Regions from separate parts of the Homo sapiens genome. Here region 1 is linked to region 2. Evidence: chromatin loops called from intact Hi-C (ENCODE). Cell type or tissue: mammary epithelial cell. All regions are shown on one strand. Each heading gives the region's core, and the rest is flanking DNA. Links, peaks and the distances in the headings are about the cores only. Region 1 has its middle 71 kb from the start of CD83. Region 2 overlaps MCUR1 (mitochondrial calcium uniporter regulator 1).

Region 1 (2,817 bases), core at 295-2,794, 250 kb before region 2:
CCATAAAATCTTTTTTTTTTTTTTTTTTTGAGACAGAATTTTGCTCTTTTTGCCCAGGCTGGAGTGCAATGGCACAACCTCGGCTCACTGCAACGTGCGCCTCCCAGGTTCAAGGGATTCTCCTGCCTCAGCCTCCTGAATAGCTGGGGCTACACGCACGTACCACCATGCCCAGCTAATTTTTTATATTTTTAGTAGAGATGGGGTTTCACCATTTTGGTCAAGCTGGTCTCAAACTCCTGACCTCAGGTGATCCATCCACTTCAGCCTCCCAAAGTGCTGAGATTACAGGCGTGAGCCACCATGCTGAGCTGGAACCATAAAATCTTATGGTTTCAGATCATTTAGTTCCACTAGTCCTCTCATACCTGAGTCTCCCAGTCCAATCCCTAATTCTCTAACAACAGTCTGCAGACAGCTGCCTCTGAATCATCAAGGAGCTTATTATCAAATAGAGATTCCTGGGACCTCCTCCTGGAGACTCTGGTTCAGTATGTCTGAGAAAGGACTAAGGAAAATTAGTTTTTATGATTAAATGCCTTCCATGATGTGCAAAGCAAACCAAAACTACTTCAGACAATTCTGAGATTTTTGTCAAGCTGAAATTTTTGCCTCCTACCTTCTACCAATTGGAAAGTTCTTTGGAACTAAACTGAACTAGTCTAATCTTTCTTCCACAGACAGCTCTTCAAATATTGAAGATAAGTGTGAATGATTTCCTAGGGCCAGTGTCCTCTAGATTATAAAGGGCTAGTGTCAACAGTTCTTCCTTCAATCATAGTGCTTTTTGGTCCAAATCTAGATTATGAACTTCTAAAAGGCCGGGACAATGTCTTATTAATCTTTTATCACGATACCCAATTCTTAGATATGCTTGATGCCCATTCATTTATTCAGCTAACATTCATAAACCACCTACTGTGTGCCAGGCATTCTTCTAGGCCCCCGAAAATACAGCAGTGAACCAAACAAAAGTTCCTGATCTCATGAAGCTCACCGTCTCATCAGGGTGAGAGACAAAAGGCAAATAAATAAATACGGATGTTCCCCAACTAATGATGGTTCCATTTACATTTTTTCTTTTTACTTTGAAGTGTTGCAAAAGCCATACCCATTCAGTAGAAACTTTACTTTGAGTACCCATACAACCATTGTTTTTCACTTTCAGTACAATATTCAATTAATTACATTTGATATTCAACACCTTATTATGAAATAGGCTTTGTATGAGATAATTTTGCCCACCTACAGGCTTGTGGAAGTGTTCTGAGCATGTGAAGGTGGGCTAAGTTATAATGTTTAGTAGGCTAGGTGTATTAAATGCATTTTTGACTTATGATATTTTCAACTTATGATGGGTTCATTAAGTCGAGGAGCAGGGATGGATATATGTCAGATGGGTGCTAGGAAGAGAAATGACGCAGGTAAAGAGTGAAGAGTGCATTCATTAAAAATTTGTTAATTTGAAATCCAAATAAGCCTTTCATTGGTGGGGGGGTCCAGATGAGCATAATGTGCCCACTGAATATTTGTGCATGCAGGTCATTATTCTTTGGTCCTCGGGGAGAGAACGATCCATGTTCCAGCCAATAGAGGGAGACTGAGAGCAAGACGTAGCTCCGTGGTGCCGAGCTCCTAAGCAAACACCTGACAGGGCAACGTGGAGTCATCTCCAACAATTGCCAAGTGAGTAAATTACCCAGTAACTCTCAGCCAGGAAAAACTTCTTAATAGTATTTTTTATTATTAATTATCACCAGGCCATAGAATACTTTTTCTGTTGAGGATTTTCTTTCCTTGCTCATGCAGAAACAGTACTCTTGCGTGATGGGCAGAGTTCAGTTGGGGCACAAACATGTATTTTTTTCCCCAGGACTTATCAGTGAGGCTGAATCAATGAGCTAGCCATACAGAAATAAGAATTCTGTGACTTCTCACAGCATAAAGAGCATTTATTTGGAATGTTTGCATGATGATCCTCTCACACTGAATTAACCAGCGATTTGGTTCATGAAGTAGTCCATTGCTTTAACATAATGTACGTCCAGACACAGTAGTTGTTGAGAAAATGGGGTCTAAAAAAAGAAAGTTTGTTGCTCAGGGGCAGGGAGGAAATAATAGATAATAAAATAATAAAAATAATATTTTTTTTGGCCGGGTGCAGTGGCTCACACCTATAATCCCAGCACTTTGGGAGGCTGAGGCGGGCAGATCACCTGAGATCAGAAGTTCGAGACCAGCCTGACCAACATGGGGAAACCCTGTCTCTACTATAAATACAAAATTAGGTGGGTGTGGTGGCGCATGCCTGTAATCCCAGCTACTCGGGAGGCTGAGGCAGGAGAGTCGCTTGAACCCGGGAGGTGGAGGTTACGGTGAGCTGAGATCATGCCATTGCACTCCAGCCTGGGCAACAGGAGCGAAACTGCGTCTCAAATAATAATAATAATAATAATAATAATATTTTTAACACCCCCAACCTACAGCAGTGACCCTCTTGTTTAAAAAAAAAAACTCTAAAATTCAGAGTAGATATCTAGCCCTATCTGGTTCAACCAGCATAAATGAGGCTTCAGTAAAACTCAAGAACCAGAAAATCACTATTTACACAAGTGCCTCATGCCCCCATATGGCCCCCATAATGTCTAATACACATAGGGAAAGCTCAAAACCTATTTTTTGCTGCCAGAAATGTAGGGTGGGCATCCAATAGGCATTCTCTTAACAGGCTTGCCCTTTTCCTAGGGTAGACAGAATCAACATCTCAACAGTTTGCCATCCACAACCCTCACCCAGAGTCATTACTGTTGCCTACTG
Region 2 (2,817 bases), core at 256-2,755:
TCTGCCGGGCATGGTGGCTCACACCTGTAATCCCAGCACTTTGGGAGGTCAAGGTGGGTGGATCACCTGAGGTCAGGAGTTCGAGGCCAGCCTGGCCAACGTGGTGAAACCCTGTCTCTACCAAAAATACAAAAATTAGCCCAGCGTGATGGCCCACCTGTAGTCTCAGCTACTCGGGAGACTGAGGCAGAAGAATCATTTGAACCCAGGAGGCAGAGATTGCAGTGAGCCGAGATCACGCCACTGCACTCCAGCCTGGGTGACAGAGTGAGACCCTGTCTCAAAAAAAAAAAAAAGAAAAGAAAAAAAATGATGAAATTTCATTCTTGCAAATACTCATATTTTTAAATTATTGGATATATAGAGTGGATTCATTCAGTGTTCTTATAAGAAAAGTAAAGCTTATAATATTTTGCAGACTTGATAATGCAGCACTCAAAATACTTACCCTGATTTTATTTTACTTGAATTTACTAGTTAAATATGCTGATAAATATGATTTACATGTAATTACTTTATCTGGAATGACTATATTGACCTTAATCTCCAGAAAGCAACCAATGCACAGAGTTTCAATTAAATCCTGTCCATCATGATAGTAACTTTTTCTACATGACACAAAAGTGTCTGTGGTATATTTGAACAGTAACTGTGACTATGAATTGTTCTTATAGTCTTTTTTTAGTGTTTCATTATTTTAATTTCAGTGGGTTTTGGGGGAACAGGTGGTGTTTGGTTACATGAAGACGTTATTTAGAGGTGATTTCTGAGATTTTTGGTGCCCCCATCACCCTAGCAGCGTACACTGTACCCAATGTGTAGTCTTGCCCCTCACCCACCTCCTACCCTTTCCCCCAAGTCCTCAAAGTCCACTGTATCATCCTTTTGCCTTTGCATCATAGCTTAGCTCCCATCAAGCCAGTGAATTTATGTCATTTAGTAACCTAGCGGGGAGGTTGTTCTTGGTAATCATAAACTTGGATTACTCTGAAGCACAAGGCAGTAGTAAATTATACAGCGAGTGTGTTTGTAACATGCATTGGTGAAGATGAGTTTTCTGGCTCTCGTTCTTTCGGTAAAGTTATAATGTTAAATATTAAATTGCAAATTAACTATGATATTTACAGCCAGTTCCAAAAGCAGTATGGCATATAAACTTCTGGGGCATGGGGATATAGAGCTACATAGATGTTATTTTTAAAACCATGACAGCGTCAATATTTAGGCTCTTCTTTTGTGGGTGAGTCAATGTTGAGTTAATGAAGACTGAGGTTTAGTGGTGCACAAAATCTTGTTCCACGCCGCCCTCTAGTGGTGATCTGATGCATCGGGCTCTCCTGGTCTGAAACCCTGAGGTTTAAAGAGCATTGTTCTTGGTTTTACAACCTACTCCTTGGCTTAGGGTTTTGGGGTTTTTTGTTTTTGTTTTTGTTTCTCTTTCTCTTTTTTTTCTTTTTTTTTTTTCTACTTCTAAGCTCCCAGTAGTCCCAGGAGAATATTTTATAGCTAGGAAGTTTCTATATACTTCAAAGGATTAACTTTTTCTTTCTATAACAAGGTTAATGTAGTTCTTAAAAGTCGTCATTCAAATTACTGATTGTCATATGCTCAATTAAATCTTGTTGCCCACTACTAAGGAGATAAGTCTGATTTCAATCTTACTGTCTACAAAACTGCACTAAATCTTTTCACTGACATTAATAGCCAAAAGGCGAGATACTTTAACTCTGGGTAGAATTAGTTCCTTTAGTAACGCTGGATTATGGCTACGCCCAAGTGGGTTTTTTTATTGTTATTAAAACCAACATGTGCAGGAGGCTAAGGCAGGAGAATTGCTTGAACCTGGGAGGCAGAGGTTGCAGGGACCCCAGATCAAGCCACTGCACTCCAGCCTGGGAATAGAGTGAGACTCCATCTCAAAACAAAAAACCAAGCCAAAAAAAAAAAAACCCAACATGTGATGAGTTAGTGTATTTATGTATTTACATTGTATTTTATAATCACAACACAATGTCTTTGTCATAGAATAATAATCCTTGGCAGCTATTTGTTCCCCAACTTCATACCTTTTCTGTCTTTTGTTGAGACTCAAGTAGTGACGTGTTTTGCTACTAGTTATGATGGGATAGCTCCTAAATTGAGTTGAGTCTCCATTTTCAACCCTCTCAAAACCAAAAACCATATGACTCAGCATCCTTCGAAATTGGTCCCCAGGGAGTGCTACTACAATAGTGGGAGGGACCTAAAGACATCACAGGAAATATGCAGGGAGAAGTGACAGATGACTAAGGAAATCCAGATATTAGAGGAATGAGTAAGTATAAATAAGAAACTTTAGCCAGCACGGCAGGTCATGCTTGTAATCCCAGCACCTTGGGAGGCCGAGGTGGGCAGATTGCTCGAGCTCAGAAGTTTGAGACCAGCCTGGGCAACATGGCAAAGCCCCATCTCTATGGAAAAAAAAAAAAAAGAAACCTCAAGTAACACATATAAAGAAGCAGGTAGGCTACTTAATCCCAGAGGTGACTTTCTGGTGTTACGTATTCTAGGAGGTACTGAGACCAGAATATTTAAGGCACCAGAGAAGGAGAAGAGAGAGGAGTAGATCAGAATCTGACCCATGTTACGTGTTTATTTCAGTATTCATTGAACGAAAAGAAGCTGCTGGAATTGAGAACAGAAATAGTGGCATTGGTAAGAAACAAGACTGTGATTTTTCTTTGTCTTTGTACTCATCTTTGCTTCGTTCCATGCATGGTTGTTTGTAATGATAATAGGAAGTTACATGCAGGTTTACTGTCATGGGAATTTTTTACA

The links. Hi-C counts contacts between places; a loop is a spot of excess contacts. Peaks named below come from ENCODE experiments on the same cell type or tissue, not always from the same donor. Only the 100,000 strongest peaks of a DNase experiment are listed, where the experiment ranks them.
Region 1: it touches region 2 in a loop (6-fold over the local background); 27 of 110 quality-filtered maps call a loop at or near these places.

The regions. Positions count from the first base shown.
Region 1 is chr6:14,045,443-14,048,259 of GRCh38, reverse strand. No RefSeq gene overlaps it. Among named protein-coding and RNA genes, the nearest start is that of CD83, 71 kb to the left of the region's middle. In mammary epithelial cell, for the core only: a CTCF peak has its summit at 1,595; no DNase peak of the experiment used is centred there.
Region 2 is chr6:13,793,771-13,796,587 of GRCh38, reverse strand. MCUR1 (mitochondrial calcium uniporter regulator 1) reads left to right here. Exons shown (of 9, transcript NM_001031713.4): 7 at 2,641-2,694. Among named protein-coding and RNA genes, the nearest start is that of MCUR1, 19 kb to the left of the region's middle. In mammary epithelial cell, for the core only: a CTCF peak has its summit at 1,322 (motif pointing left); a DNase peak (open chromatin) is centred at 1,287; H3K27ac peaks cover 757 bases.